Regions from separate parts of the Mus musculus genome. Here all the other regions are linked to region 2. The links are chromatin loops, found by intact Hi-C in ENCODE. Cell type or tissue: heart. All regions are shown on one strand. Region 1 has its middle 17 kb from the start of Krt31. Region 2 holds the start of Gm39022 (a long non-coding RNA gene). Region 3 overlaps Krt10 (keratin 10). Region 4 holds the start of Gm14206 (a long non-coding RNA gene). Region 5 overlaps Gm14206 (a long non-coding RNA gene). Region 6 has its middle 25 kb from the start of Krt20.

Region 1 (5,000 bases), 100 kb before region 2:
CCAGATCTTACCAATTTGCCCCTTTTCTATCTTCCCATGTCTTTGTTTATTTTGTGATGACGACCCAACGTGTTTCATTAGAGTTGCTCACAGGAGTCATTTGTAGAAGCATGAACACTTCACCACTGAAGGAAATGTCTCCCCCTCCCCCTTAGAAACCAGCAATTGCCGATAAATCATCAGGGAGGCACAGGAACTCCCTTCTCCATGACAGGGTGGTGCTGGGCCCAGACTTATGCATAATCAGCAGGTGTGGGTATGAGAATGCCATGGCCAGATCGTGCCCAGAACCCAAGGCTCCACCCCTTCCTCCAGCTCTTACATTCTTCCCGCCCCATCATCTGCAGTGTTCCCTGAGCCTCGAAGGGGGATGCTCTAGATGTCCCATTCAGGACTGAGTATCCAACAACCACTTATTCTCCGCATTTAGACCAATTATGAATCTCTGTAGTTACCACTGCCCACTGCAAAAAGAAATTCCTCCGTCCAAACTTGACAGGAACACCAGTCTCTGGGAGTAAACTCAATTTTTCATACAGCAATTTGACGGGTATATCACATATGAGTGCATGCACATACACACAGAGAGACAGACAGACAGACAGACAGAAAGACCGACAGATAGAGACAGAGAGAGATATTCTAGGCTTGTGATAACACAAAAACCTATTTGCCTAGTGTCAGATGGACCACTCAAAAGGAGAAATAAGTCTCTAGTAGCAATCATGGTTCTAGAAAGAACCATGGTTATAGACAAGAGCTATTGTCACACTTCCAGGCCACCACCATAGACAGCTAGGGCTCCTCAAGTTGACCCTGGGAGTGCACCTCACCAGCTCTTCCCTCCTGCTGGACAGACAGTCCCCACTGGTTCTCCATAAGCGGTATCTACTACGTCCCTGCCACCTGCCAGGAACATTGTGTGAGCTCTCCCTCAACCTAATGGAAAGAAATGGTAATAATTCTACTTCTTCCATTGAGGACTAGGCATCAAGGGGTCACCACTGTAGTGACTCAGGCTAGCATCACCAGGCAGCATCTGAGATCAGCTCTGTCTGACTCTAGCAAAAGTTTTCTATCTTCCAAATGATGTAGCAGCAAAGAAAGGTATCTATGCTTTGTTCTCCTCCCCTCTCCTCTTCCTCTTCCTCTTCCTCTCCTCTTCCTCTCCTCTCCTCTCCTCTCTTCTCCTCTCCTCTCCTCTCCTCTCCCAGATACACAGGTAAGCTAGGATTGGAGATTTTGTTCTTGCGGGCATATTCTGTGCCTGCCAAAGTCAGGAGCTCCTGGCAAAGCCTAGCCCCTCGGGACTGCTTTTCCATCTGCCTTTCCATCACGGCCTGCTAAGGACCACTTTGGTCTTTTCCAGAACCCTGGTTAAGAGGTGATAGTGACCTAGAGGGTTCTAGTGTCAACTGCAATCCTCAAAGCCAGAATTTGTGGGGCAACGAAGACAGAGAACTGAGAAATCTATGACAATGCTTCTCAAAAAAAAAAAAGTACATCTCTGGGCATCGAGCCAGAACCAAGACAATTGTCCCCAGTACCCACGCTGGGCCTCCAGGCCTAAGGAATTTCATGCTTCTGTGACAGGGGCCAATCTGAATGAGAGATAAAACTTGGCAACTCGGTCAAAGCAATTCTCAACATGACCAAGCTCCTTTTAACTAAACTGGATCTCTAAGAGGGCTGAGTTTGCTCTCGGATAAAATACCAAGAGGCCAAAGATGCCAAAAGCACGGTAGGGACATGTTAGTTCTTAGCTGTTCTGAAGGAATCCGAGCCTGGCAACAGGAGTCGTTGGGGAACTACAGGCAAAGTGCACACCGAGAGTCAGGAAAGAGCATTCTCCCAGGGACTTAAGACCCAGCTGCAGTAATGTGGCAAGGCCAATGAGGATCCAACAACTTGAAGACCACCACATGAAGAGCAACACCAAAATAACAGCAACTGACGTGCACGGTGGGTGGCGGTCCACGTGAAGCAGGCGCACAGTCGCATCTTAAAAATCTCTGGGACAATGGACTAGAACCCAAACCCCAGAAGAGACACTGAGAACAATGTGAGCTTTAACGGAAGATAACGACACTCTTGCCAAATTAAATTTCAAAGAAATACAGCATAAGGGCTAACAGAAAGCCAATATTTGGAAGCATCTACTGCTTGCATTTTAGTAGAAATGTCTCCAGGGCAATCTGGTCTTTTGAAAAGGTTAAGAATGGAGGAGATGGAAACACCATGACCCCAGCGCCACCTCCGTGATACCCTCCCTGCATTGGAATCCTGACTTCAGCATCATCTCCAGCACCGTCTCCGTAGGCAAAGTGGGGCTTGTGGTTGACAGGTCACAGCTTGAGAGAGAGGCAAAGGAAACACGCAGTCCCGGTCAGTGGCGATGGTGGGGGAGGCTGCAGGGAGAGAAGAAAGAACGAGCTAAACAAGAGAACATGAAAGATACTTCAGTGGTCAACAGACAAAAATGAGGCCCAAAGGACTGAACAGGAAGCGTGCTATCAACTAGGCACACAAATCAAAGGAACCCATGCTGACAGATCCACTGTTACTAGCATCTGTGTCATTCAGCGTTCTGAAGGCTGAGGATGGGGCCACGAGAGGGCGTGTCTGTCATTTATGTAACATTCTGTCAGCGTAGAGGTGCATGAGTCACTAGACAAAGATACACAGGAAGGTGTGTTCTTTGTGCTGAGATCCGCAAGCACTTCAGTTATTGCTGAGGAATGGCCTGACAGCCTGGTATGTGGTTTGGCCAGGGTTCGCCTACATTACATACGTGCAGCACTCACTCTCCAGAAGGCTCTAGTACATGTTAATCACACCCCACAAGTAGGCCCTGGTGCCCACAAGCTTCTACTGTTTCTAGTTCTCTGCCTCCGGTTGAGCCCAGACCTCAGATAGCCATCTCTCTAAGTTGCTAAGGAGGCTCAGGACCATAGATACCTCATCTTCAGACAGGAGTTCTGTTCACTTGGAGCTGGAGAGATGGCTCAGCAGTTAAGAGTGCTTGCTGCTCTTGCAGAGGACGCAGGTTCAATACCCAGCACCCACATGATGGCTTTCAGCTGTTAACTCCAGTTTCAGGGGATCCGACACTCTCTTCTGACCTTCACAGGCACCAGACACACATGGGATGCACATACATGCATTCAAGCAAAGCACTCATATATATATAATATGTAATTTAAGTTTTTTATTAAAATTCTGTGTGTGTTTCTGCAATAGGGAAGGATGAAGTAGGAAACCTAGGTACCACTACATTCAGCCATGAAGACCATGGCAAAACTCTCAAATTCGGAGGGTTTGGAGAACGCCTCTAGAGCTCTGAAATCAGCATTGCCAATACCATAAGAAGTTCCCATCAAAAATTCTAACAAAACCTTTGCCCTGCACATTCATGTGTTCTCAATACCCGGCCAAAAAGCATCATCCAGAGACATTGTGTTAAATGAACAGCTGGGCCACGTGCGTCATTCCAAAGGAGCACTTTTGATGTGAACGCTGCTCTGGGGCAAGCTGATTTGAGAGCAAAGCCTCTCCCCCACAGAGAGTCTGAGAGTTGACTTAAATGTTTACTATAATATAATATTAGATCATCTCTCCTTTTTTTCTCCCTCCAACCTCTCCAACGTATCCCCTTGCTCTCTTTCAAATTCATAGTCTCTTATTCTATAGTTGATGCTGGTGTGTGTGTGTGTGTATGTGTGTGCGTGTGCGTGTGCCTGTGCCTCTGTGTGTATGTGTGCATGTGTGTATGTGTTCCTAAATTTATAAACACGTTCTGCTCAATCCCTCCACTGTTACTTCTGTGTTTCCTAGCTGACCATTTGATATTAGACAACCAATTGGCATCTTCTTCCCTAGGGAAGACTATGTCCCCCTTTCTCAGCGTCCTTTAGTTGCACCTGAGGCTCAAGAATCATTTCAGAAGAAGGAACCAAAGAATTCTACGAGACAAAGAAACAGGATTCTGTCTTCTAGAAGTATCAGAGAAGCCACACCCATGAAGCCGCGCTGACAAGGCTGACTAAAAATGACTTGGACCAGAACAGCACCAATGGGTATCCTAGGGTGGAAAGGAAAGAGCGCTGTAAGGTCTCAACTCTAGACAAAGAACTGACTTAATTTTTAGAAGACCTAACTAGTGAGACTTCTGGCTATTACTGCCAGGCATGTGGCATGTGGCATGTGGCATGTGGCATGTGGCATGTGGCCTGTGGCATGTGGCATGGCCTGTGTGCTGAAGATAAAGAATGAGTGACAAGATGGCTGAGCTTGGAGCTGCACCCCAGAGAGCCCAGTGTAGGTCTCACCTCCAGGGTCTCCAGCAGGCAGAACGGCAGTTACTGAGAAGTGAGATGTGACAGGCGAGCGGATGCCTTCAGACTAAAGCACAGAAAGTAAAAACAAAACAAAACAAAACAAAACAAAACAAAACAAAACAAAACAAAACAAAACAAAACAAACAGGGCAGTTCGGCAACCCAGAGCAGAGCCAAAAGGGGCCACCCTGCTCTGCAGCACAGTCTCTGCCTGAGCTCAGAACCATAGCTCCACCTTCCAGCAGCTGCCCACCCCTCCCGGTCACAGCCTCGTGTTCACACTGCGTCTCCTCAGAACTCTATGCAGCGGCGACCACAGTAAGCTTAGTGTCCAATTCAGTCTGGAACTTGGCACGCCCCCGCCAGGTGACACCTCAGAGTTTGGGGTCCATTGAGGGAGCAGAGAAGTAGATGGCTAAAATGAGAAGAACTCTGACCAAACAAAGAGTGCCTGGACCTGTCCCTTGGCAAACCAAAGGAGGCAATCCTATCCACACCTGTGTCAATATGAGAGGTATTCCTATACATACAAGTGCCATTATGAAAGTCTGTCCCAAGGCCCAGGGTGAGGAGACATTGGAGACCTTCCTAACTCATAAGGCAGCTCTTCTCTAGAGGGAGTCTGGGCTCTTACACCCATAGTAGCCTTTTTCTCCTAATGTTA
Region 2 (5,000 bases):
CAAACAAGGAAGTGCTGTGTTCATTATTTGTTTGGTTGCTATGACAAAATACACAACCAAAGCCCTGTAGGGAAGGGAGCATTTTTTTTTGTCACAAGGTCTGAGGGGACAGTCCACTATAGCAGGGAAGTCATGGTGACGGGACAATCAGGTAGGTGGTCACATCACATCCACAATAGGGCAGCAGAGAGTCGTGGGCTGTTGCTCAGCTCAATTGTGGGGTATCCTCTGGACAAGGCTACTCAGGCAAGGGTTTAAACTAATAGAAAGCCTTTATCAGCGGGCTGGTGACAACACAGGGTCTCACGATGCCAGCGTAACCCTGAGCCTTTCTCAGGGTGAGCTTTTAAGCACAATAACTATATTCTAGACTGGCATACTCCTGTTAACAAGAACAGCTAAGCAAGCAGAACTACAAACGCCAAAAGGCAAGGTTAGTACATCTAGAGACTTTCCCAGAACTATAGACATTAATGAATTAGGTCTTTGTCTTCATTTTGGCTGGTGATGTTGTCTCTGTGCTAAGTTTTATGGCCTGAGTGGTACTTTCATCATGGAGTTAATTATGCTAAGGTCTGGGGGCCTGGTACTAGATGTCTTTTTGTGTCCTGGACCCTACCCTACCAGACTCCTATGTTAAGAATGGGTCTTGTCACTTCTCACCTCTCTGGAAACAAGCTTCCAGACACACCAGAAGCCTTGCTTCCTGGTTCTAAATCCAGTCAAGTTGACAGTTAAGATTAACCTCCATGCCACAGCCTCCAGAGGAAGGCATTTCATACCTACGCTCTCATTTTAGTCATACAATTCATTTCAGACTGTGAGGCAACAAGTTTGAAATAGGTATGATAGCATACCTGCAATCCCAGCACTCGGAAGGCTGATCTGAGGCGGGGGGCGGGGGAGAATCCTGAATTTGATGGCAATTCAGGATACTAGAGAAATCCACCTCAAAATCAAGGCGATGGTGAATTTGTCTTGGTTTGTGGTAACCTGTTACCGGCAGCCTCTTCTCCCACACAATCCCCTGCCCAGGCCCCAAACTCACTCCTCTAAACCCCTATCCGAGCTCCCCTTGGGTGCTGCTCTCTGCTGACTCTACCACTCTCTACATCTCTGGACAGGGTGTGCTTTGCCCACAGCCCTCTCAGCTACCCCTAAGCATCCATCTAGCCCCAATGGGACCAAGTGTCTGAAAATCTCCATGAAACCTGATATACAGGCAGCCTGTATCTTAGATGGGGGAAGTGAGGGGAGGCAACTTTAAGTATCCTCTTCCATATCCAGCCTGTACCAAACAAAAGAAGGAAGCCTTGAGAAGCAAGGTTCAGAGTAAAGCAGCCAGCCCTCATCTCAGGTCCCCCGCACCACATGTTGAGATTTCCGGGCCGCATTTCTCCTTCGTCCAGCCCCCGCCCTATGGGTTAAACAGGGTAGGGCAAGGCCTTGGCCAGTGGGTGTGGCTGGCAGGGCGCCATGTCCTTTCCCAGGGTTGCCTCCCTACCTGGCTTGTCTGCACCCGGTACTGCCAGGCAGCAGGGCCTCTTCACTCCTTCCGCATCCCACCAAGCTGAGCAGGGGGTTGGGGTGAGTGACTCATTCCACACCCCTCCTAATTGCCCTTTCCCTCACCCTGCCAGGCCTCAGCCCCTCTTAACTCCATCTCCACACAACACTAATTCCTGCCCATCCGAGTGCTTTAGGAAGGCCCGGCTCCACTCTCAGCACTCCGGTCCAGGACACCACTGCCACGGGCAACCTCTCCACCTGCCTCAGGGAGTTAACAGTGGGGTCTGTCTGTCTCAGCCCAATCTCCAGCCATGAGCTCACATGTAAAAAACTAGCTACCCTGACTCCTACTCCCTGTTTCTTTACAGTCACTATGTAAATTACATACATATGTTATATACATATGTGCATTACAGCAACCTTCCAGGAGAAATGGTTACCACCCATTTCACAGATAAGGAAACAGAGGCTCATGTGTTTGTTCGTGTCCCTTCCTTCCACCACCTTCACGTACTCTCTAAGCAAACTCAGGAGAACCATAAGAGGAAAGACAGCATTTAGAGTCCAAAGCCCTGCAGCATAGGTTGCATCATCTACGGGTGGCCTGGTCTTGGGATATGTGTGTGGTAGTCATGTCCAGCAGCCTCAGACACTGCTGGCTTCTCCACGGGCTTACCTCATAGGCCCACCCTGCAAGCCCCTAGGCCAAACTGCACTTCCTTCTAGACCTCCAAAACTAGGTAAGGGAAGCAGGACTGGATCTTTGTTCTTGTGCAGTCCAAGATGCATTTGAAGAGAGAATGAGGGCCTTGCACAAGGGCAGCCAGCTGATAAAACACACGCCCTTTGTCCTCAGGCTGCAAAGCGTCCTTTTCTTCCCAGCCAGAGTAGGACCAGCTCAGCTCAACAGCACCCCCTGGAGGCCAAAGGACGCTTGACACTCTGAAGCCGGGCAGGTTTCGTCCACCCCCAACTCCTTTTCTGTCCGGCTGACCTAGCCTTATTCAAACCAGAAAAATCTTGGACACTGCAGAACCTATACTCCAGACTGCTCCCTGGCCTTCCTACAGTAGCAAAGAGGATTAAATGGATAGTATTACAAGAGTTAGAACCCAGGAGGACCAAAAGTCCAAAGTTTCACCTGTGCAACCCTGGGCTTATGTCTCCTTTTTTCTGGCCAACGGGACTATGGAGGAGGTACTGTCTTCCGAGAAAGAGCACTTACCTTCCAGCTGTAAAACTAATTTGACATTTCACCAGTGTGTAATATGTCCACAAGGGGGCGCTGCAGCCATAGTTGTGAGGCAGTTATTGAAGGCACTATTCATACCAGCTTCTGGCCTGCCCCAGGTTGCCTCCAGATCAGCGAACCTCCTGCTTAGGAGTAAATGTCCTGCTCCAGTCACAGTATATTGAAAAACTTCCCAGAATACCTCAGTCATCTCATGTCTCACTTCTACTGGGAGTAGAGTTCAGGGAGACCCATAGGTAACAAAACTGTAGCCATCTTGGATAGACTAGGAACAAGTTGCTGAAATTCTCTTTGGAGCACCTCATGGGATCGGGGAGGAGGCCATTCTGGAACAGGGGTTAATTCTGGTTTAGGGTCCCCATGGGCAGCAAGGACTCAGGACTCAGACCTGAATCTGACCTTAGCACCCACAGGAGGAAGGCAGGGAGCCCCTCAAGGCCATAACTCCAATGTGGCTCTTAATAACCGTTCACCTTCTTATCTCTGAGCCACGTCCACTTCCACCAGCTCTTTCACCTACCCTCCCTGTCTTACTTGCCATCCTTGACCCTCTCCCCTAGCCTTGCCCCAAGTCTAGATCAGTGACCACGCTCCACACTCTGCAGCCTGCATATCGTTCCCGTCACAGCCTATGGCTCACTGGAAGTGGTTTCTGTGTCACCTGCAGGTGGCACGGGATGCCCCTGGGAACAGGAACTGTGTGTCCTCTAAGGATTTGTTGAATGCATGAGTCACCTAGAAGGGCACAATGTGGATTACAGCGTAGACCCCTGGGAGCTGTCGCCATCCTCTTCTTCCTTTCCCCTTAGCTCTATCAGCTTGATTCCATCCCATGCATTTGATGGGTTCTGTTCTTTGTTCCCATCGTCCTCCTGAATTTGCCAAACTTTTCCTCTGGGAATTCCAGAGTAGCTTAAGTGCAGCCTAGGACAGAAAAGGATGAAGTCATGAGAGCCCAGGGGCTGGTGAGGAAGATTTTGTTTCATTTGCATTTAGATATAAGAGAGAGGACGACTTTCCTCTAGACTTGGGGGAGGGGAGTGGCAGGATTGGGTGACACTGAGGTGTTGTTGAGAGAGATAAGTGTCTCAGGGAAGGAGACAGTTTGGGGGAATTTAGGGCTTTTCAATGTTGGTTTTAAGATTGGTGAGTTTCAGCCAGCACACTCCTTTAATCCCAGCACTTAGGAGGCAGAGGCAGGAGGATTTCTGAGTTCAAAGACAGCCTGGTTTGTAGAGTGAGTTCCAGGTCAGCCAGGGCTACATAGAGAACCCCTGTCTCAACAGAAATTAGTCCAATCAGGTCCTGCCTATCTGAACTACTGTCACTTGAAAGTTCAAGATCAAGGTTAGGACTTCACAGCTCTGGAAGGAGCCCCCTTAAACTCAGAGGTGCTTGGCCAGCTGAGGCACTGTAAAGGACACCCACAGTGGAGTTAAACTACTCTCAACCTCTGACCTAGGCCCTGCCCTATGCTGAGGGTCTAGTAGTTAGAACGAATTTCTAATAGGCAGACAGACAGGGAGAGGAGCCATGACTAGGAAGTAAAAGTAGTGTACTTCCAAGATGGCTGGCATCTTTCTTGCCTGTCTATAAACGAGGCCACAGTAAAGAAACAGCTGAAATGGTTTCTCTGTGATATGGAGGAAGGTTTTATGAGAGAGAGACAGAGAGAGAGAGAGAGACAGAGAGAGAGACAGAGAGAGGGAGAGACAGAGAGAGAGAGAGAGAGAGAGAGAGAGAGAGAGAGAGAGAGAGAGAGAACAGCCAGAGGCATCTGAAGAATCTAAAGCAGAGAAAAAAAAGGAAGCAGACTGGATATCTTTGAGAGAAGTAAGAATAACAGGGTCAGAAGAGAAGCGATAGATAGATAGATAGATAGATAGATAGATAGATAGATAGATAGATAGATAGATAGATAGATAGACAGGGTATCTGGGAGGAGGCAAGGCCTGGGATCTTCATCAGCCTGGGAGCTGGCATGGTGGTAGAGGAGTGGAGAAGGTGAGAAGGGCCAGGCTAGCCTGGACGTTGAAAAGCATGACGTAGGGACTTACGGAGCCTGGAGGCCAACACAGGCTTTGATTGCAACCACGGGTGTATGTCATGTCAATGGCAGACAGGAGCCTGTCTCACAAGCTACTGATGAATGGTGGATTTTATCTAACTGCCAGAAATCCTTCCTCAGTCCACCTTGAGTTTAGCCTAGACTCGGTTTTGGACCAAGTCCATAGGCCTG
Region 3 (5,000 bases), 780 kb before region 2:
CACTAGTATTATAATCTAGTTTAGACTGCACTGGGGTATGGTTTAGTATCCCAAATGTCTCTCAAAGTACATGGGTTGACAAGTCTCAACACATGTAGATTGAGAAAGTCTTTTTTTTTTTAAATTTAATTCTTGATTTTAAAAAAGAGCCTGGTTTTCAATGTTTGTGGAGGGGCACTGTCTCCTAGGGCACACAGAAAGTGTTATATGTTAGGGTGTGGATTATTTAGTATCATCCCACTGAAATGGCAAGGGATTGGGGCTCAGATCTTGAAAAGCACTAGCGTTCAAGTCAAGAAGGATGTTGACGCTGCTAGTCAATGGACACGGGCAACCCCAAAGCACATTAGGGCTTTCCCTCTTTACTGTACCCCAAGTAGAGCACTAAGTCGTGTCAGCTGATGTCTTAGAGTTACTTTTGCTGTACTGAAACACCTGGACAAAAGCAACGTGGGTAGGAAAGGGTTTGTTTGACTTGTGCTTCCTCATCACTGTTCATCACTGAAGGAAGACAGGGCAGGCACTTGGAGGCCGGAGCTGATATAGAGGCCATGAGAGGGTGTTGCTTATTGACTCTATCCTTGGCTTGCTCAGCTCACTTTCTTGTAGAACTCAGAACCACGATGGGCTGGGCCCTTTCCCATTAGTCACTAATGAAGACAATGCCTACAGGCTTGCCTATAGTCCTAGGGAGGCATTTTCTCAACTGAGGCTCCCTCCTCCCAGATGACTCTACCTTGTGTCAAAAAACTAGCCAGCACAGTTGGGGTCTGGTAGGGAGATATAATTAAGTGTATACAGATAGAACAAGGTCTTTATATGTATTGATTACATATAAGTGTTGGGGGGGGGCAGGAAATTTAGAGGTGTCTGTTTGGACACACTGCTGTCATCTGGCAGACACAAAATAATTTTATTGGGTATATAACAATTTTGAGAATTTCTGTTGGGCTGGTTGACTTTTGTCGAAGCTCGGTGGGAAGATGTATCATAAGTAGTATTTAAGAAGCAATATCATAATTGGAAGAAAATAGAAAATGTGAGAAATAAAGAGAATGTGAAACTTCTTTTTATATTGGGAATCTTATTTGAGATGATTTCAAAATTTCCAAGATTGAAACAAGTTACGGCCAGAGAGCTGGGAGTTCTCTACTCATTGTGTATCTTTAGGAAATGTAAGTTTCGGGCAATTATGGACTTCTTCACCCAGAGTACTCATACTGGTCCAAGCACACCCACCCAACTAAATAATAATTCTGACAGATTTTTATAGTTTGCATCAGTAAGAAAGTTTATTGAAATTTATTAGTAAATGAGAAATTAATAAGTAAGTGAGAAAGTTTTCTTCTTTTTTCTCCACAAAAGAACACTTTCTGATAGATGAAAAGAAGAAATACAGAAACCACAAAACACCTTTTAGACCTTAATTTCAAGGAGTGAACCTATTTCCACAGACCATTAAGACAAAAGTGTTTCTTGGACATTTATGTTTTCCACACGTCTGTCCAGTGGCCCGTATGAAGAGACTCTTCTATGCAGCTTAATAGAAGTGTTTCTTGGTTTCTGATTCAATCATAGACGAAAGGACTCTACCCTCAGGTGTCACCTCCTCAATAATCGTCCTGATCACTTTGGTTTTGTTAGTATCTGTGAATAATAAAAAATAAATTAGAATTTAGGTGAAAAGATTTGTAGGAATCCTAACTACTAACAAGCTATTACAAAAGGAAGATTATAACCTTTCCAAGTTCTGGAAAAAAAATATCTAAGCTGTATATGACATTTTCAAATACTGATGTCTATAGGGTTATTAAAAACACAAATGAAAACCTAACTCGAGATTTTCATTGTTTTAAAAATCAGCTCTTGAGTTTCAAGAGCAACAAAACCTTTGGAGAAAGTTAAAACTATTTCAGATTACCCCAGCTAGTTTCAGCTGACCTTGGTCCTTTAGATGATTGGTCGCCGCCACCGGAAGACTTGAAACCTCCGCTTCCGCCCTGGCCTCCGCTGGAACTTCCGCCGCCGTAGCCGCCACCGGAACTGCCGCCGTGACCACCAGCACCACCGCTGGAACTTCCGCCGCCGTAGCCGCCACCGGAACTGCCTCCGTGGCTACCGCCCCCGGAGCTTCCGCCGCCGTAGCTGCCGCCGCCGCCGGAACTTCCGCCGTAGCTGCCGCCGCCGCCGGAACTTCCGCCGTAGCTTCCGCCACCGGAGCTTCCGCCGTAGCTACCGCCGTGGCTGCCGCCGCCGCGTCCGCCGCCGCCACCGCTGGAGCTAAAGAAAGTGTGGAGGTCAAATGCGGCCACTTCTAATGTGGGAGCGTCAGGTCGCGCTCCAGTGCAGTATTGATAATCCAGTCAAGTTTGTGGATTAGTTTCCAGCCATTCGTAACGGATATTCATACACACAGCCCTAATTCCTAAACCCATTCCTGCTCCCCTTCCCGCCTCTGGCTTTTCCTTGGGCTTGGGCAAGCTTTGCTATGTGCAGTGCTGAAGGAAAGCGGTGGAGGATTTTTGCAGGTTTCCGATGTACCTTCCCTCTCCTTCTAGCAGGCTGCGGTAGGTCTGAATCTCGTTCTCCAGTCGGGTCTTGATGTCTAGGAGTTGTTGGTACTCGGCGTTCTGGCACTCGGTCTCAGCCCGAATCTGTTGCAGCTGTTCCTCCAGGGCGGAGATCTGGCTTTGAATCTGGGAGAGCTGCACGCAGTAGCGACCTTCTGTTTCTGCCAAGGAGGCTTCCAGCGATTGTTTCTGAGAAGAAGGGTTTATTAAGGTGAAACATGGGATTCAGGAAGACCTCGTAGAAGGAAAGTAAATTAGGATTCGTGCTAGGCTGCACTGCCAAAGTTTGAGCAGGACTGCCTCCATGTGAGCAGTTCTTTTTTTTCCCCCCACACGCCCACAAGCTGCAATTTCGATTCTAATTTCTTGCCCCCAAGTCATTTTTAGCATGAACAATTGCAGGATAAAATAGAAGCCAGGTTATAAGATTTAACGTACCAGGGCCAGCTGGGACTGTAGTTCAATCTCCAGACCCTGAACAGTACGTCTCAATTCAGTGATTTCAGACTTATGGCTGGACATTTGTTCAATGTTGCTGTCGATTTCTGTGGTGAGTTCCTTGCTCTAGAGGATCAAAAAAAAAAAAAAAAATAGGGAAAAGATGAGACCATTTGGGCATGCTAAGAAAAGCTCCATGGGCTTCACTAAGAAGGGTGATTGGCTAGTTTACCTTCTGATTGAACCACTCTTCAGCATCCTTGCGATTCTTTTCTGCAAGTTGTTCGTATTGGTTTCTCATGTTGTTCAGCAGCTGAGTCAGGTCAACCCCTGGGGCAGCGTTCATTTCCACATTCACATCACCAGTGGACACATTTTGAAGGTCTCTCATTTCCTGTTTGAGGAGCAGTTAGATTTAATTAGTGAGTACACCACGACCCAGATGAGCTTTTTTTTTTTTCTTTAAAAGGGGGGAATGTAATTATGTAAATTTGTGTCACCTCTTCGTGGTTCTTCTTTAGGTAGGCCAGCTCTTCGTTCAGACTTTCGATCTGCATTTCCAGGTCAGACTTGCTAAGGGTCAGCTCATCCAGTACCCTGCGCAGGCCATTGATGTCGGCCTCCACGCTCTGGCGCAGGGTCACCTCATTCTCGTATCTGAAGCAAGCAAGATACAAACACTGAATATACAGGAGGATGACGGTATACCTGGATATACACGGACTACAGTGCAGATACAGATTTGGTTTCATGTCATGGCAACATTCATAATACACGAATTCATGTAGGAATATTAATTAATATAGTTTGATTTGAAGAAAGCTGTCACTTTAAAACACACCCTCCTTTAACGATTGCCCAAAAGATATGACAATTAAATTAAAAAAAAAAAACAAACAGCTTAGCACTGTTTCACTCCAGATGAGTTCAGGAGAGTGTAAAAGCTGTTGTGGGCATCCAGGAGCATTGTTGGAAGCCCCTGCTGTGTGTGCACCACATCCACATAGCTTACTTCAGCCTGAAGTCATCAGCTGCCAGGCGGGCATTGTCAATCTGCAGCAGCACGTTGGCATTGTCAGTTGTCAGGGTGAGGATCTGAGGGGAGAGACACACGTTATTGAAAAGATCAGGTGGGCTTCTGGCTTCTCAGGTTAGCATAGGTGAGTTGCATTTTAGATAGTTCTCTGACAAACTAAACATGGACTGTCCCAGACTTGCCCATACTTCCCCTCAGGTCTTTCAGGACCTTTATGGCTATGGTTGCTTTTTGAGCACTGGCTGGGATTGTACTATTCCTGCAGCCGACCCTTTCCTTTATAGTATGTGATTTGTTTGTGTTGCAGCTAACTTTTGAGTGACTCATGTTTGTATCTGTTTAACTTGTTATAAATACTTCTAGGGGTGAATTTATACATATCTATACATATATATGCATATATGTAACATACTCATTTAAAATTATCTTAGCTCCCACACTTATGTATGACCTAGCCTATTTTAACTGTGAACTCGCATATGTGTGTTAAAACCTATAAGGTTCTCAGTAGTCTGTCATCCTGGACGACAGGCAACACACATGCTAGATGACACATTGCCATAAATATCTTTGATGAGGCCTGGTTACACTAGACATGAAAAGGTAACAGGGAAGAGACAGCAGTCAGCTGTGCCACACTTGGCATAGCTTCCTCTGCATTGCATGCCTAGGAACGATGGAAAGCCGGAGTCTGAAGCGCCTTACCTGCCCCTTAAGGTCCTCGATGGTTTTGTAGTATTTGCTGTAGTCCCGGGGCTCTCGCTGGCTTGAGTTGCCATGCTTCTCGTACCACTCCTTGATTTTACCCTCCAGCTCGTAGTTTGACTCTTCCAGAGCCCGGACTTTGTCCATGTAGGAGGCCAGGCGGTCGTTCAGGTTCTGCATGGTCACCTTCTCGTTTCCGGAGAGAAGGCTGCCACCATCTCCTCCGAATCCACCACCGCCAAAGCCTCCTC
Region 4 (5,000 bases), 130 kb after region 2:
TCGAACTCCATGGTAGGCCTTTTCCTGGTCGGTCTACAGACACACAACCCCATGCTTGACGCCCCTGGGCCAGCCCCAAAGTCCCCCAGCCTTAAAGAGAGGACTGTGCCACACATCTCTGGAGCCCCAGTAATTATCAGCTGAAGGCTAGACTCAGGCAGCAGGTCTCGTCTCTAAACCCGGTCTGTGCTGCCATCGTGTGGCCGCCGCTGGAAGTGCGCCTGTTCTATGACTGCTTAGACCCTGAAATTCTAAATTCTTCTTGGGTTGATCTAAACAGGTTATAGCTGGAGCTCCAGGGGATACAGAAAGGAAAAGACATGGGGGGGGGACGCCTCCAAACTGAACTTGGAGTCGGTTTTCCCTCAGAACAAAAGGTAATTCAGGAGATACCACATCTAAGTCACTAGAGAAGACCACTTGAGAATCAAGTGTGACTCCTTGAGTTTCAGGCCCAGGACGTGTGACCACAGTCCTTAGGTGAAGAACAGATCATGTGAGACAGGATATGGGATGACAGGACACATTGCCACGTCTGAGTCACAGGGTTGGGGGAGGGGATGATGTCATCGGCTGACTAGAGAGCCTTGGAGACCAGGGACATACCTGGGAAGAAATCTGAGACAACTAGAAATAAGAAGTGAATAAAATCTAAGAGGCCTGGGATTGCTGCTTACACACAGATACTGGGGTATTCACCTAAACAGTGTTCTTTATGTCACACGTGTTTGGCATTTCTCAAGACCTTACTACAAGCCATACCAAATGGTGTGGAAACATTTGGAGTTTACTATAGCAGAGTTGCTAGAGCGCTTGCCTACCATGCACTGGGCCCAAGGATCAGCCTGGGTTCAGTCATTAAGGCTACATAAACTGGGGGTGGGAGAGATGGCTCAGTGGTTAAGAGCACTAACTGCTCTTCCAGAGGTCCTGAGTTCAATTCCCAACAGCCACATGGTGGCTCACAACCATCTGTAATGGGATCTGGCGCCCTCTTCTGGTGTGTCTGAAGACAGTGATGGTGTACTTATATACATAAAATAAATTAATAAATAATTTTTTTAACTACATAAACTGGGTGCAGGCCTGCCTGTAACCCCAGGACTCAGAAAGTAGAGACCAGAAGCTTAAGGTCAAGACTGGGGGGATGGCTCCCCAGATAAGTGCTTAGCTCTTTCAGGGAACCTCAGGTGGGTTCCTAGCACCCAATTCAAAGGATTCACAATCACCTGTGATGGCAGATCCAGGGGAGCTGGCATGTTCCGGCCTCTGCAGGCGGCTACACACACACACACACACACACACACACACACACACACACGGCACAGGTAAACTCAGGCACAAACACATCCGCATAAATACAAGTAAAGACTTTTTTAAGTTCAAAGCCATTGTCGTTTTGTTTTGTTTTGTTTTGTTTTGTTTTTTAGACAGGGTTTCTCTGTGTAACCAAGGCTGTCCTGGAACTCACTTTGTAGACCAGGCTGGCCTCGAACTCAGAAATCCGCCTGCCTCTGCCTCCCAAGTGCTGGGATTAAAGGCGTGCGCCACCACCGCCCAGCTCAAAGCCATTGTCTTAGGGTTTCTGTTGCTGCCATGAAACGCCAGCACCAAGGCAGCCTAGGGAGAAAAAAAATTTATTTGACGTTATGCTTCCACGTTCATTATCAAAGGCCAGGAACTCAAACTGGGCAGGAACCGGAGGCAGGAGCCAACGCAGAAGCCATGGAAGGGTGCTGCTTACTGGTTTACTCGGCCTGCTTTTTTTGTTTGTTTGTTTGGTTGGTTTTTTGGGTTTTTTGGGGTTTTGGGGGGGATTAAGACAGGGTTTCCCTGTGTAGCCCTGGCTGTCCTGGAACGGCCTCGAACTCAGAAATCCGCCTGCCTTTGCCTCCCAAATACTGGGATTAAAGGCATGCGCCACCACCGCCCGGCTTCAGTCTGCTTTGTTATAGAACCCAGGACCACTGGGCAATGGTGCCTCACTCCTTTAATTCCAGCACTTGGGAAGCAAAGGCCGGTAGATCTCTGAGCTCCAGACAGCCAGGATTACAGAGAGAAATCCTGTCTCGAAAAAACAACAGCAACAACAACAACAAAGGCTGAAGCACTGGCTCTCTGATTTAGAGCCTGGGTTCCATCCCCAGTACCTAGATGATGGTTTACAACCATCTGTAATCCCCGGGGATCTGGTGCCCTCTTGTGGTCGCTGGCGGTACTGCATGCATGTGCTGCTCAGACATACATAAAAACAAAATACCTGTACACATAAAATAATAAAATAAAAATAATCAAAAATAAGAAGAACCTAGAACCACCAGCCTAGGAATGGAAGCCACAGTGGCCTGGGCCCTTCCTCATCAAGCACTAATTTTAAAAATGCCCTACAAGCTTACCTGTAGCCCGATCTTATGGAGGCATTTTGAAGTTCCCTCTTCTCAGATGACTTTAGCTTCTATCGAGTTGACATAAAACTATCCAGCACTGTCCTCCTCCGCTACATAAAAAGGTGGTGGCCAGAGGCTGGGGAGATGGCTCAGCAGTTAGGAGCTAGGCTCACAAGCAAACAGAGAGAGATTTAAGCCTACCTGAACATCAGTAACACGGTGGTAGATTCCAGAAACGGGACGGAGCCGGAGGGCGGGGGGGGGGGGGGGGGACAGGACGGGAGGGTGGGGGCGGAGCAGGGGAGATGGAACAGGGTAAGCACATTACCCAGAAGCCTAAATAAATAAGGAAATTGTGTTTGTAAGGAGAGAGAGAAGGATGGGGAAGACAGAGAAGGGAATGTGGATTGACAGGGGGAGAGGTTGGTTTGAAACGCAATTAAAACTGGATGATCAGACCATGCATGGTGTCACACAACTTTGATGCCTGGACTCGGGATGCAGAAGCAGGTGGAACTCTCTAAGTTCTAAGCCATCCTGGTCTATATAGTGGACACAGTCTCATTCTTAGGTAGATAGGTAGATAGATAAGTAAATAGATAGATAGATAGATAGATAGATAGATAGATAGATAGATAGATAGATAGATAGACAGACAGACAGACAGAGAAGGAAGGAAGGAAGGGCCTCAGCGAAAAGGTAACTTTAAGGCAAAACCTCAAGACTTTGAGAAAGAACCAAATATCTGCTCCATCCCAGGGTGAGGATGTCGCAATAATGCTCTGATACCCAGGACGTAGGGGCGGAAGATGGAGATAAGCAGAGCCCAGAGCTGATTGACCACATCAAGGAAAGACAGAAGGGCTGGAGAGAGAGATGGCTCTGCAGTTGGAAGCACTAGCTGCTCTTCTGGAGGATCAGGCTTCGGTTCCCAGAGTCCACATGGCAACTCATGGCTGTCTGTGGCTCCAGTTCCAGGGGAGCCAGTGCACTCACACACATTCACAAGCATGCAGATGGAACACTGATACACATTAGATAAATAAATAAATTTTAAAGGAAAAGACAAAGACTGACTCCACAGAACAAGGTGAGACTTTGGTTGCTATGGAAGAGTCAGACACCGGAAAGCAGGGCTGGGAGCAGAGAAACACAGGAGGAGACTGGGAAACTCTTCTGTAACCCGTGAAAGCCAAAAAAACAGCCAGTCCAGAGCACTGTGCAAGGGGAACCCAGGGTGTACTTAGCCCATTGGATATGGAGTAGGAAGTGAGGATCTAGGGCAGTGGTTCTCCACCTGTGGGTCTCTGCCCCTTTGGGAATCAAAAGACCCTTTCACAGGGGTTGCATATCAGATATCCTGGATATCAGATATTTAAAACATTACAATTCTTTTTTTTTTTTTTTAAAGATTTATTTATTTATTTATTATAAGTACACTGTAGCTGTCCTCAGACACTCCAGAAGAGGGAGTCAGATCTTGTTACAGATGGTTGTGAGCCACCATGTGGTTGCTGGGATTTGAACTCCTGACCTTCGGAAGAGCAGTCGGGTGCTCTTACCCACTGAGCCATCTCACCAGCCCTTTTTTTTTTTTTAAAGATTTATTTATTTATTTATTATAAGTACACTGTAGCTGTCCTCAGACACTCCAGAAGAGGGAGTCAGATCTTGTTACAGATGGTTGTGAGCCACCATGTGGTTGCTGGGATTTGAACTCCAAAACATTACAATTCTTAAGAGTAGCAAAATTGCAGTTATAAAGTAGCAACAAAATAATTTTATGGTTGGGGGTCACAGCAACATAAGGAACTGCACTAAAGGTTGAGAACCACTGATCTAGGGTGTTGTCTCCAAGGTAACAGAGTTGCCATGGGTTGTAACAGTGACTCATGGGAGGGGAGAGATGCTGGGGCAGGTTTGATTTGAAACAGAAGTTTCACTCTGTGAATTACCTGTGCACATATGCACTGTAAAGTATAACAAAGTTTTCCATGATAAAGTCTTTGTTTAGTTTTGAGCTTTGTTTATATGCTTGGTTAAATATTTTAGTTTTTTTAAGATTAATTTTTATTATTTTTAATTGTGTATATATGGATGGAAGGTATTTGTGTGTGTGTGTGTGTGTGTGTGTGTGTGTCCCTTTCTGTGTTCCTCCATAGTAACATAGTTCTTTCAACAGGGCCACAAACTCCCTAATAGTTCCACTCCCTGTGGGCCAAGCATTCACACACATGAGTCTGTGGGGCCATTCCTGTTCAAACCACATAACCAAGATGGTTATGAGCCACCTGACGTGCGTACTAGGAAACAAACTCAGGTCCTCTGCAAAAGTGCTACGTGTCCTAACTACTGAGATATCTCTCCACCCCCAATGTTTTGGTTTTGGGGAACAGGGTCACACTCTGTAGCCCAGGCTAGCCTCAAATTCATAGCCACATGGAGCCTGAGATTACTAGCATGCCCCACCACACCTGGCTTTTGCAGGGTTTGAGACAGAGACTCATGAAAGCCAGACTGTCCTGGAACTCACTGCGTGAGTTATACCTAACTGTGTTCTTGACACAGCCTCTGGGCCTCTGAAAGGAAGAACCCTTCAAGGAACTGCCTATG
Region 5 (5,000 bases), 110 kb after region 2:
CCCCATCAATCACTAGTTAAGAAAATTTCTTCCAGCTGAATCTTATGGAGGTGTTTTCTCAATGGAGGTTCCCTTCTTTCAGATATCTCTAGCTCATATCAAGTTGACATAAATATCCAGGATCTCTTCTTGGGTCCCTACCGACCCCTACGAGCTGACCTTTGACCCCTACAAGCTGACCTTTCCTGACCTTTGCCTGTCTTCTCCTTGCCAGCTGATGACATGGTTCACAAGCATGGCTCAGCCTCCGCACACTCGCTGTGTGAGTGGTTTCCCCATGTTGTCTGTGGGTCTTCTTTTCCATCTGAACAGTCCCTTTGGGTCACCTTCATCCATTGTGTCTTTGCTTCTGCCCCACCTCCTCCCAGCTCCTGGAGTTTGAGAAAAAGGCTTTCCTTAGTGAGAGAAAAATGTAACACTGGGGAGAACCCAGAACCCACCCCAGACTGAGGTGACAGCCTGGGAAACAGACATGAAAATGGACACAGAGCTGGGTAGCCAGCAGGAGCATGGATCAGGGCAGGTGGCCAGCAGGGCACAGGCCAGGGCAGGTTGGAAGCAGGGGGATAGCTTTCTAGGTTGAACAGGTGGGCAGTGATGACTGTAATTCTGTGTTGCAGACATAATTTAGGCGGAGGGAAGCTGAGGGACACCTTGTACATCCTCACCTGTTTATTGGTGATGGGACCCGGCCACCTCCATCTCTGTCCCCAGAAATAGACACACCAAACAATGCTTGTCAAATAAATGATCAAATGAATGACCAAGTCACCAGAGTTGGGAAAGCCCTTTCCCCAAAGGAGAGGAGGGAAGGATATACAACTGAAGGGCCCTCCTCCATAATCTCCATTGTCCCCACAGCCATTAAGGAACAGCCCCCAAGCCCCAAGCTCAGCTAGGAAGAGAGCTGTGCCCACCAACCAGTCCTGTGGAAGCCTCTAGATCTTTGTGGCAGGAGAGTGAGCTGTGTCTGGTCCTAACAACTCCAGCTTAAAACAGACAAGGAATCTCCTCCTACAGGCCGTCCAGGGAAGTAAGAGAGTGGGGCGGAGCCCTGGATTATAACAACCAGGAACTTTCTAAAAAGGCTGTCTGACTCTCAACAGACTCTGGAGTCTAGAGAAAAACCTCCAGGGCAGACCAGAGGGGGTCTTTATGTTCCTGGGGGGTGTTTCAAAGTCGCTGAGAGACAGAAAAGAATAGAAGCTGAACAGGCAGGTACCTGACCAGGAAGCTGAAGGGACAGTGTGGAGTCCCGCCCCACCTCGTCCCAAGGTCCTCTTGCCCTAAAAGGGAAGCCATTTGGCCTCTAGGCTCCAGCATCTTTCCATTCTTGGAAAGAACGCATTACAGAGTGCAACCTAAGCTTCAATCCTGTAGCTAGAGCACCATCTGCTGGTAATTTGCGGTACTGCACCCTTGTTCACAAAGACACAGAAGAAATTCAGGAGGATGCTGGACCACATATCTGTCAGCTGCCTCTTCAGACCCCTTCCCTGGAGTCTGGGTCAGCTCATCTCCCTCATTATACAACTCCCTAGTATGCCACCCCCCGACTCTCCCACTGCACCAAGCCCCAGTTGGGCCACTGTGTCCATTGTCCCACGCGTCACTCCTTTCCTACCCCTTAGGCTCCTCTATGAAACTGCTCACCCCAAGGCCAGCTTCGAGTTTGGGGATCCCTGGGTCAGTCCCTATTCTTCAAGAGGAGTACTCTCTTCCTACTGAAAATTCTTTAACAGCAGCAGCTGTTATTGGTGTGCATGCCACACAGGGTGTGACCCCCCAAAACTGGGAACCCGATACAAACCAATGAAAGAAACGGCTATGCGCACACCTACATGGCTACCCTACATGCACATCCAAGCATGTTCTGCATGTGTGGATGAACAGCAAGAGGGTCTCACTGGATGAGCCAGATAGGCTCTTTGTCACCTAGGCTGGAGCTAAGAGGCTCGAATCTCTGATCGTGCGCCTGCAGAGGGCAGCACTGAGCTGCTCGGGGCTAGCTGGACAGACACCGCGGTTGTTTTGACCTCAGACCTGGGAATGGCTTCTGCTCACTAACTCCAGGGCCATGAGGATAGGGGAAGGGCCCATGTCGAAAGATTTAGTGTCTGAGGTCCTGGAGAAATGGCTCAGCAGTTAAGAGCATGTTTTTCCTTCCCAAGTTCAGTCCCTAGCACCCATAGTAGGTAGCTCACAATCACTTGGAAGTCCAGCTCCAGGGAATTCAATATGTCTAGCCTCTGTGGGCACTTCACTTGCACATTCTCACACAAAGACAGACAGACAGACACACACACACACATTCATGTGATTTCAAATTAAATTGATTTTTTTAAGTTTGAGTGTCTAATAACACATAGTAGATTCTATGCCTTTATTGGGGATATAAGATTGTGAGGTATGGGTCTGTGCGTCATGTGTAACGTGTGCACACATATACATTTCAGAATGCATGCTAGTGCAAGGTCCTGTGATTCTATGTCTTAAATCCTACATACATTTTGTCAGTATTATTTTGACTCTCTTCCATGTTGCGTTTTTAAAGAGAAAGAAAGAAAGAAAGAAAGAAAGAAAGAAAGAAAGAAAGAAAGAAAGAAAAAGAAAGAAAGAAAGAAAGAAAGAAAGAAAGAAAGAAAGAAAGAAAGGAAGGAAGGAAGGAAGGAAGGAAGGAAGGAAGGAAGAAAGAAGGAAAGAAAGAAAGGCCTCAAAGTTCTCACTAGAATGTGGAAACTCCCCTGGGGGGCGGGGGTTGAGCCTGCAGTTCCCTGGAATTTCCCAGAATTCATAGAAAGACTCTGGGTTTCACTTACATTGACTATAACCTTAGAGGAGAGGTGGGCCTGAGTCCAAGTTCAGCACTTCCCCAACGCAAGTGGCTAGTTCACACAGGTGCACATGCAACTCACCTTCACAGAGCTTGCACACAAATGCACACCTACACAGCCCACACATACATTTGCACACGGCTACCATATGGACTCACACATTCAACCTCATTCAAGTCTAATCACATGCCCTTGCACTAGTGCGTGCACGTGGCACACAGACACATACCTCACAGCCCTGCATCCTCAGGTCCACACACAGCCACACTCTAAGCTTAGACACATGCTCTCACATGCTCATAGACAATCGCACATGCGCACACAACCTCACACTGACACACAGTCACACTTGTCTCATGTGTGCACACTTTTGCCCTGTACACTTGCCCGTGCTTTCAGTCCTACAACCTCTTCATTGTCACATTACACACTCGTTCACACTCACACAAAGCCGCCATTGCCACTATAGTAAAAAAAAAAAAAAAAAAACCTTACATTACCACAGGGCTACCCCTAGACAAGCCTGAACAGGCCGTGATCCCAGGATAGATTTCTAGAATCTTCCCAGGAGATACCAAACCCAAGGTAGAGTGATGTCCCCCACATTCCCAGTCTAGAGCAAGCAGAATCAGGACCAGGAGTGTTGACAGCACACACAGGTCACCAGGCCCTGATGACTTCAAGCTTCAGTTCCCTTCCAGTTAGGTCACCTTTGAACTGTGTGAGGCAAGGCCTGGCCAGAAAACCTGACAGGGACACTTGGGCGCTATCACTTATCCTTATGAGGCACACCGAAGGCCTGAGCAGATTAAATTCTGGGGGCATCTAAGCACCCTGGGCCAGTCAAGAGGCAGGACAGGTACGGAGGCACAGCACAAACTGGAGTCACTGTAGACATTGCCTGTCCACACGGGTATGGCTGTCAGGTGTGAAGGCCAGTGGCACACAAGAAGCTCACACTCTCTGAGAAGAGTGAGACAAGCCAGAGGAGGGGAGACAGAGATGGATGCTGAGCCTAGAGAGATGGGGGGGAGGGCCAGCCTGCCAGGGACCCTAGCAGGGAAAGCGGCCTGGATCCTAAAGGCAGTAGGTATGGGCTAGGGAAGGCGTGCTTCCCTTACAGAGGTTGGCAAACGGGGACCCAGAATCTACAGGGCTGACTGACCCTCAGCTGTCACCTGGGGAGCGGGGCTGACCTAGAAATCCACCCACTGGTCCTCCCACGGGCCCTGTCTCTCCCTAACTCCTCAGAATGAAGTCCCCCGTGAGCGACAAAACCTTTGTCTGTACAGAGGACTAATGGTTTCCCAGCATCAAGACTCAGAGAAGTTTCTAGGCGTTCCAAAAAGGTCTCCCCCCCAAAGCCTTTCCTAGCTGGGCCAATTGGTGGTAACCCAACAAAAAGCCAGGGGGTATGGAGCACCTCCTAGGAGCGAGCAGGAAGGGGGTGCTTGATGGCAGAGCTGGGGACAGCTAGAGAAGGACTGAGTGCTGGCTTTACCGAGAGGGCCCAACCCTGACTGAGGGAGGGTGGGGTGCACCAGGCCTGCACATTCCAGCAGCTGCCGCTCCCTTCTAACCTGTCCTCTCCTGTTCCCACAACTTCCCAAGCTGCCCTGGACCTGGCTGTCAGGGAACAGTTCCCAGAATCCTTTGCTGTCCAGACCCCAACTATAGAGATCACAGTCTGAATGCACAATGGCCCTTCTGCCCTCCCCCACTAAGCACACACTCACACGAATGTATACACACATGCATGTGTACGTGCATGCTCAGCCAGCCTCAGCCTCAGGACACGGGGACAGGACACACAGCGAGGCTGTCCGAGCTGTAGCACTCCAGGACAGGCGATCTCCTCCCTCCACCCCATCGAGGCACAGGACAAGAGAAACGGGGAGGAAGCCAGTCCCCAGAGACACCCCAGGACCAAGGTCACTGTAGAATGCCCCTTGAAGTTCGGCCAAAGGAACTCTGGGAAGGGAATGTTGTCCTCCAAAGTTGCTGAGGGCTTCATGTCCAGTTTGGGCATCTCAGGCTGGTCCTGTTCCCATGCCCAGCAATGGACTGGATGGGCCCAGGAATTGTACCTCCTCTGCTTCCCCACCCTCACCCAGGCCTAGCCAGGCAGCCTTCAGTCCTCACAACAGAGGCTGTGCTACACATGGA
Region 6 (5,000 bases), 710 kb before region 2:
TCAAAGAATAACTGACCATCTCCTTAACAGCAATATAACTATTGCGCATGTCTGCGTATCTACTTGACAGGTTGTTCGGCTGACTGGTGGGCCTCAGTTGGGTAAGAACATTGCTTGTTCCCCCAGTAGCCTCCATAGCATCCTTGGGGACTATGAAACTAGTAGGTGTGGAGGAAGCTTCCAGCTCATTTCTAAGTGATTTCTGTGTTTCATGCATCCTATGAGTGTGGCCTTACCATCTAGCTCTGATAGGCATTCAAGAAGACTTGTAAAAGCCTATACTGTTTGGGTGGTCTCTGAGATCTCCTTGACTAACAACTTATAAAGAGGCATTCTACCATTGGCATTGGGGTTTTTGTTGAACAGTTCACAGAAACTGAAAAAAAAAGTCACGGAGACATAAATGTAAAATGCTGACTTGGTCATTATACATTATGGACACATATTCTGAACACAAGAAACATGTACAATGAAAATAATAAGAAAAAAGAATCTATAAGAAAAATAGTTTAATGCTGGGCAGTGGTGGCACATGCCTTTAATCTCAGCCCTTGGGAGGCAGAGGCAGGTGGATTTCTGAGTTCGAGGCCAGCCTGGTTTACAGAGTAAGTTCTAGGACAGTCAGGGCTATACAGAGAAACCCTGTCTAAACAAAACAAAACAAAACAAAACAAAACAAAACAAAACAAAACAAAACAAAACAAAACAAAACAACAACAACTCAGCACAGCCAGGAGTGGTGGGTGGTACAAGTTTATGGTACCTAGAATTACTTCGTAGAATTTGGGAGGTGGAGGCAGGAAGATTTATAACTAAAGGCTGTCCTGAGATGCATAGTGAGACATTGCCTCAACAAGCCCCAGCCTCAAATCAGTCTATCCTTCTAAAAAAAGAAAAGAGAAAGAAAAAGAAAGAAAAACCAACAGTCCTGTGTCATCTAGGCACAAGAGTGAAAGTCTGTCTCTCCTTGGGACTCAGTCAGGCCTGAGGGCGGCTTTCCACAGCTAGGCGGATGCAGGTGGAGCTGGGCTAAAGGAAGGAGGAGTGGGCACAGTGGGTAGAGTGGAAGATAAAGCCACAGGCCATGTCTGCCCGATGTCACAAGATTGCTATTTAATACTGGAGATTTCACCATCCTTACAAGAACACCTTGTGGAGCCTTTCTTTTACCGAAGGTCCGAACTTGGGTTCCCGGAGTCATTCTATGGCACTGACCTGGGGTGAGAGTGTGATGGATAGCAACATAATGAGATGCTTCCCCTGTGAATGAGCAGGGGCCTCTTATTCATGGGGTTTACCCGGCTTCACGTTCCTCAGCTCCTGTTCCAGGAGGCTGGAGGGTGGACCTTTGCCCACATGCGAGTTGACTGAGTAAGGGTATAAAGTCCAAGTGCATTGGGGGAGGTCCCTCCCGTCTTACACCCTGACAAATGGAACAGCAACAGTCTCCAAAGGAACTTCCCAAGGGTGGATCCATCTCATAATTACAGGCTAGCTGCAGAATGGGTCAGTGGTCTACATTTCAATAAAGGAGCCTGTAGGAGGGAACTCTGAAGGCTGGGCGTGACAATGAATACACAGCTAAGGAGGAGAGAGACACAGAGAGACAGAGAGAAACAGAGAGAGAGAGAGGGACACACAGAGACACAGAGACAGACAGACATGCAGAGGTGGGGGAGTTTCATTAATTTGTCTTAAAGAGGGAAAAAATCGCCCCCAAGTCTTTTCTCTGGGGCTGGGGAGATGACTCTCAGTAAAGTGACCGCTTTGCAAACACGAGGAGCCAAGTTTTATCTCCAGCACCCAATTTAAAAGGCTGGGGATGTAGAGACAGGCTGATGATCCCTTTGGCTTGTTGGCTAGCTAGCTTAGCCCTAATGGCAAGCTCCAGACTAGTAAGAGACCCCAACTCAAGCAAAAAGGTGACCCAAGAATGACACCCCCCCCCGCGAGCACACACACACACACACACACACACACACACACACACACACACCTGTATGTATACACTCCCACACTTCTGCACCTGTACACACATGAACACACATATGCATACACACTAAAGAAAAAGACTTTTTTTCCTGTTCTTAGGATGTCTATTATCAACTGAAATCTATCTTGCTAAAATCCCAGCAGGGAGAAGGAGAAAGAGAAGTGAGCATAAAGACCCATTCCTCACCAAGAAGCTCTTTGCAAATGATATCTATTGGGAGAGGGAAAATCAGTTTTCTCCAGTGGAGTGATGCTGGATACACCAAGCACCCTGCAGGGAAGGCTTCATGCTCAGGAGTAGTTGGCCAGCACAGAGTCAATGACAGGTGATATGTGTGTGTGTGTGTGCGTGCATTTTTCTTTGTCTTATTTATTTACTTATCAATTTATGTATCTATTCAGTTAATTATTTTGAGGGAGAAAGACTACAAAGTTGGGTGTCTAGGGTGGTAGAAAGAGTTGGGAAAAACTGGAGGAGCAGAAAAAATATGTTCAAAATTTATCGCATGAAAAGAGCCAACACACACACACACACACACACTTAATGAAATGTGTCTTGTTATGTGCATTCATCTAAATAAGACATTCGATTGATTGTTTCTCTACACAAAACACGAAACACTGATTCATATCAGATTTGTTTTGGGAAAGGATAGATCTGGAAACAAGAGACTCAGGGCCACTGCAATTGTGTCTGCTTCTGGTAATGACGTTTCAGAGATAAGAGTGAATCCTTTGGCTCTACGGTCTTAAGAGGCTTTGGTTCGTGCGTAGCTCTGGCTCCCTCTGCTGGCTCCATGCTTCCCTGCATGGCTTTGATAGTTGCTAGATCTCAGCCCCTGGGTTCTCTCTTTCCCTCTTGCCCCTCTTTCCCTCTCCACTCTTATGTTACACTCTCCTTCGATCCAAGAGGAATTCCTCAGGCAACGACTCTCAGTTGTCAGCCACACTGGATTCTCTAAGGTAGTGTGGTGAGATGCTTCAGGCTAAAGTCATATTGGTCATGTGTATAGTTTTTGTACTGGACGATGGGTTAAGTTGGATTATTTTCAAATCTGAGAAAGGATAACACCATGCTACTTTGTACTCCTGAGCCCAGAAACTGTTATCGGAAGGCACTCTAGATGTTTTAACAAACACAGCAAAGTACTAGATCCATCCAGAGCATGGACTCCAAGTCTCTCCGAATCTTGTCCTCAGATTAGTCGAGGCTAGTCTCCAAAGTCCTGCCAAGCTTATTAAGGGTGTTGAGTGATTGCTGTTATGTTCGCATTATCTTAGTATTTTACTTTAAATGTTTCCTGGGTTTGACAGACCTCTGGAAACGTGCCAGTGGGGATGCCTATGATGTAGGGCATTGGGACCAGGAAACCCGGTTGCACTGGGTTTTGATGCAGAACTCAGACAATGAACGAGTCAAGTCTTAGTTTATCTTTTCAGCAATACTAGTTTTGGGGTTCTCCCACGTTGAAATCAGAAGTCCCTGTCCCTGTAACACTGCCTGTGTCTGCTCTGGCTCCAAGCCTCAGCTGCCACCTGACCTGTGTGGCACTGTCACCATGGGGAGCTCATGGTTCTGGTCACCTGATTTTCGTCTGCACCTGTTAGCAAGCACTGTTTGTCTGCTGACTCCCAGAGAGTGAGGGGATGGTAAAAGCATGACTTTAAATATCCTTTAACTTTTCCAGAAGCTTCTTATTAGGGCACCGGTGTTAAAAGGAAAAGAAGTCTCTTATATTGTAATGATCTCAGGGAGCTGAGTGGCCCAGTGTGTGTGTGTGTGTGTGTGTGTGTGTGTGTGTGTGTGTGTGTGAGAGAGAGAGAGAGAGAGAGAGAGAGAGAGAGAGAGAGAGAAAAGAAAGAGAGAAAGCTACTGAAAGTTTCTAGCTTATTCTCCAATCAGATGGGCTCAGAGGAGGCCCTGAACACATTGTGAGACCAGAGTGGCCATTTGTTTTCAATCACTGTGCCCACCAGGGAATAGGTTAAGCCTGCCCTGACATCACCCCTTCCCACTGACCTGGTCAGCTCTGTCCTTTGTGGATGGACTAACTATGATGAAGTAGAGTAATATGAAGCTGTCCTTATTATGGATTGGAGGGGACAGAACATCTGCTGTCTCATAGGGCTCCATTTATTTTGAGAAAGATCTTTGGCTAGAATTCCAGTTCAAATAACTGTTAAAGTGTTCCCTGTCACACACAGGACTTCATGTTCTGTGAGGTGGTGTCATGCAGGCTCAACGGAGATAAGAGAAGGCCTAGTTATGTCCTGGTGGCCATTTTTTGCCATCGTTCACAGGATACAGTCAGTATAATCCCTGAGGTCTTTTATGTGATGACATGGAGATTAATTTGACTTCAAATTTGCACCTTGAAGAAGGAAAAAGCGTGCCTTGCCTCTTTGGCCAGCAGGGGTCGCTCTTGCTCTTTCTCTCTAACAGAGGCTAACCTGAAGCAACCCCTTCCAGGTTGCTGGGGATAAAAAAAAAAAAAAAAAAAAAAAAAAAAAAAAAAAAAAAAATCCAGTTTCTGACTCACCTCCCGACCTTTTTACTCTGTTCAAATTAGCATCTTGCGAAAAACACCATGATGAGCAATAGTTGACCATGAGTCTGGAAAGGGATTGAAGAAAACTATACAGTTTTAAAAGAAAACTGCCCATGGTCTCTTTTGACTATTTAAAATTTTTGCCCTGGGTTAGCAGCAGGGATGGGGTGGAGTGGGGTGAGGAGAATGATTCAGACATTTTAAAAATCTTTTAAGTGATTGCACCAATTCTAACCTCTTTAGGTAGTCTGCAAAGTGCCTTTGCTTCCATTTAGTCGGCTGTGAAGGATCAAAGCCCCTTTTTGCTTTACTAAGAGATGGTCCACTTTTCCCAGGGCAGAGTTATTGAGAGAGGCCTAATTACCCTGCTGTGATTTTAACCCAGTTAGTTCTGCTCTCCCAACCACAGCAGAGGTTGGGACTCCTTTTCCGCAAAAGTTACAGGCCTGATGGTAATTT

What was found. A loop is a pair of places that touch in the nucleus more often than their neighbours do. Peaks named below come from ENCODE experiments on the same cell type or tissue, not always from the same donor. Only the 100,000 strongest peaks of a DNase experiment are listed, where the experiment ranks them.
Region 1: it touches region 2 in a loop (2.6-fold over the local background); 11 of 42 quality-filtered maps call a loop at or near these places.
Region 3: a loop joins it to region 2, with 2.1 times the contacts of the local background. A loop is called at or near these places in 6 of 42 quality-filtered maps.
Region 4: a loop joins it to region 2, with 4 times the contacts of the local background. A loop is called at or near these places in 26 of 42 quality-filtered maps.
Region 5: a loop joins it to region 2, with 9 times the contacts of the local background. A loop is called at or near these places in 28 of 42 quality-filtered maps.
Region 6: it touches region 2 in a loop (8-fold over the local background); 14 of 42 quality-filtered maps call a loop at or near these places.

Annotation. Positions count from the first base shown.
Region 1 is chr11:100,065,140-100,070,139 of GRCm38, forward strand. No RefSeq gene overlaps it. Among named protein-coding and RNA genes, the nearest start is that of Krt31, 17 kb to the left of the region's middle. In heart, no CTCF peak of the experiment used is centred here; no DNase peak of the experiment used is centred here.
Region 2 is chr11:100,166,787-100,171,786 of GRCm38, forward strand. Gm39022 (a long non-coding RNA gene) reads left to right here and starts at 98. Exons shown (of 5, transcript XR_880210.3): 1 at 98-151. In heart, CTCF peaks have their summits at 2,457 (motif pointing left) and 2,743 (motif pointing right); a DNase peak (open chromatin) is centred at 1,575; H3K27ac peaks cover 1,090 bases.
Region 3 is chr11:99,383,990-99,388,989 of GRCm38, forward strand. Krt10 (keratin 10) reads right to left here. Exons shown (of 8, transcript NM_010660.2): 1 at 4,750-5,000; 2 at 4,021-4,103; 3 at 3,509-3,665; 4 at 3,241-3,402; 5 at 3,009-3,134; 6 at 2,542-2,759; 7 at 1,942-2,280; 8 at 1,265-1,647. The coding sequence ends at 1,641. Among named protein-coding and RNA genes, the nearest start is that of Krt10, 2.9 kb to the right of the region's middle. In heart, no CTCF peak of the experiment used is centred here; DNase peaks (open chromatin) are centred at 2,102 and 2,652; H3K4me3 peaks cover 1,949 bases; H3K27ac peaks cover 1,502 bases; H3K27me3 peaks cover 709 bases.
Region 4 is chr11:100,298,313-100,303,312 of GRCm38, forward strand. Gm14206 (a long non-coding RNA gene) reads right to left here and starts at 2,614. Exons shown (of 5, transcript XR_880211.2): 1 at 2,397-2,614. In heart, CTCF peaks have their summits at 213 (motif pointing left) and 2,207 (motif pointing left); a DNase peak (open chromatin) is centred at 189; H3K4me3 peaks cover 150 bases.
Region 5 is chr11:100,280,796-100,285,795 of GRCm38, forward strand. It overlaps Gm14206 (a long non-coding RNA gene), which reads right to left. Exons shown (of 5, transcript XR_880211.2): 2 at 191-371. Among named protein-coding and RNA genes, the nearest start is that of Krt42, 13 kb to the left of the region's middle. In heart, CTCF peaks have their summits at 1,393 (motif pointing left) and 1,974 (motif pointing right); DNase peaks (open chromatin) are centred at 1,391 and 1,906.
Region 6 is chr11:99,460,581-99,465,580 of GRCm38, forward strand. No RefSeq gene overlaps it. Among named protein-coding and RNA genes, the nearest start is that of Krt20, 25 kb to the left of the region's middle. In heart, CTCF peaks have their summits at 2,779 (motif pointing left) and 4,397 (motif pointing right); a DNase peak (open chromatin) is centred at 4,361; H3K27me3 peaks cover 701 bases.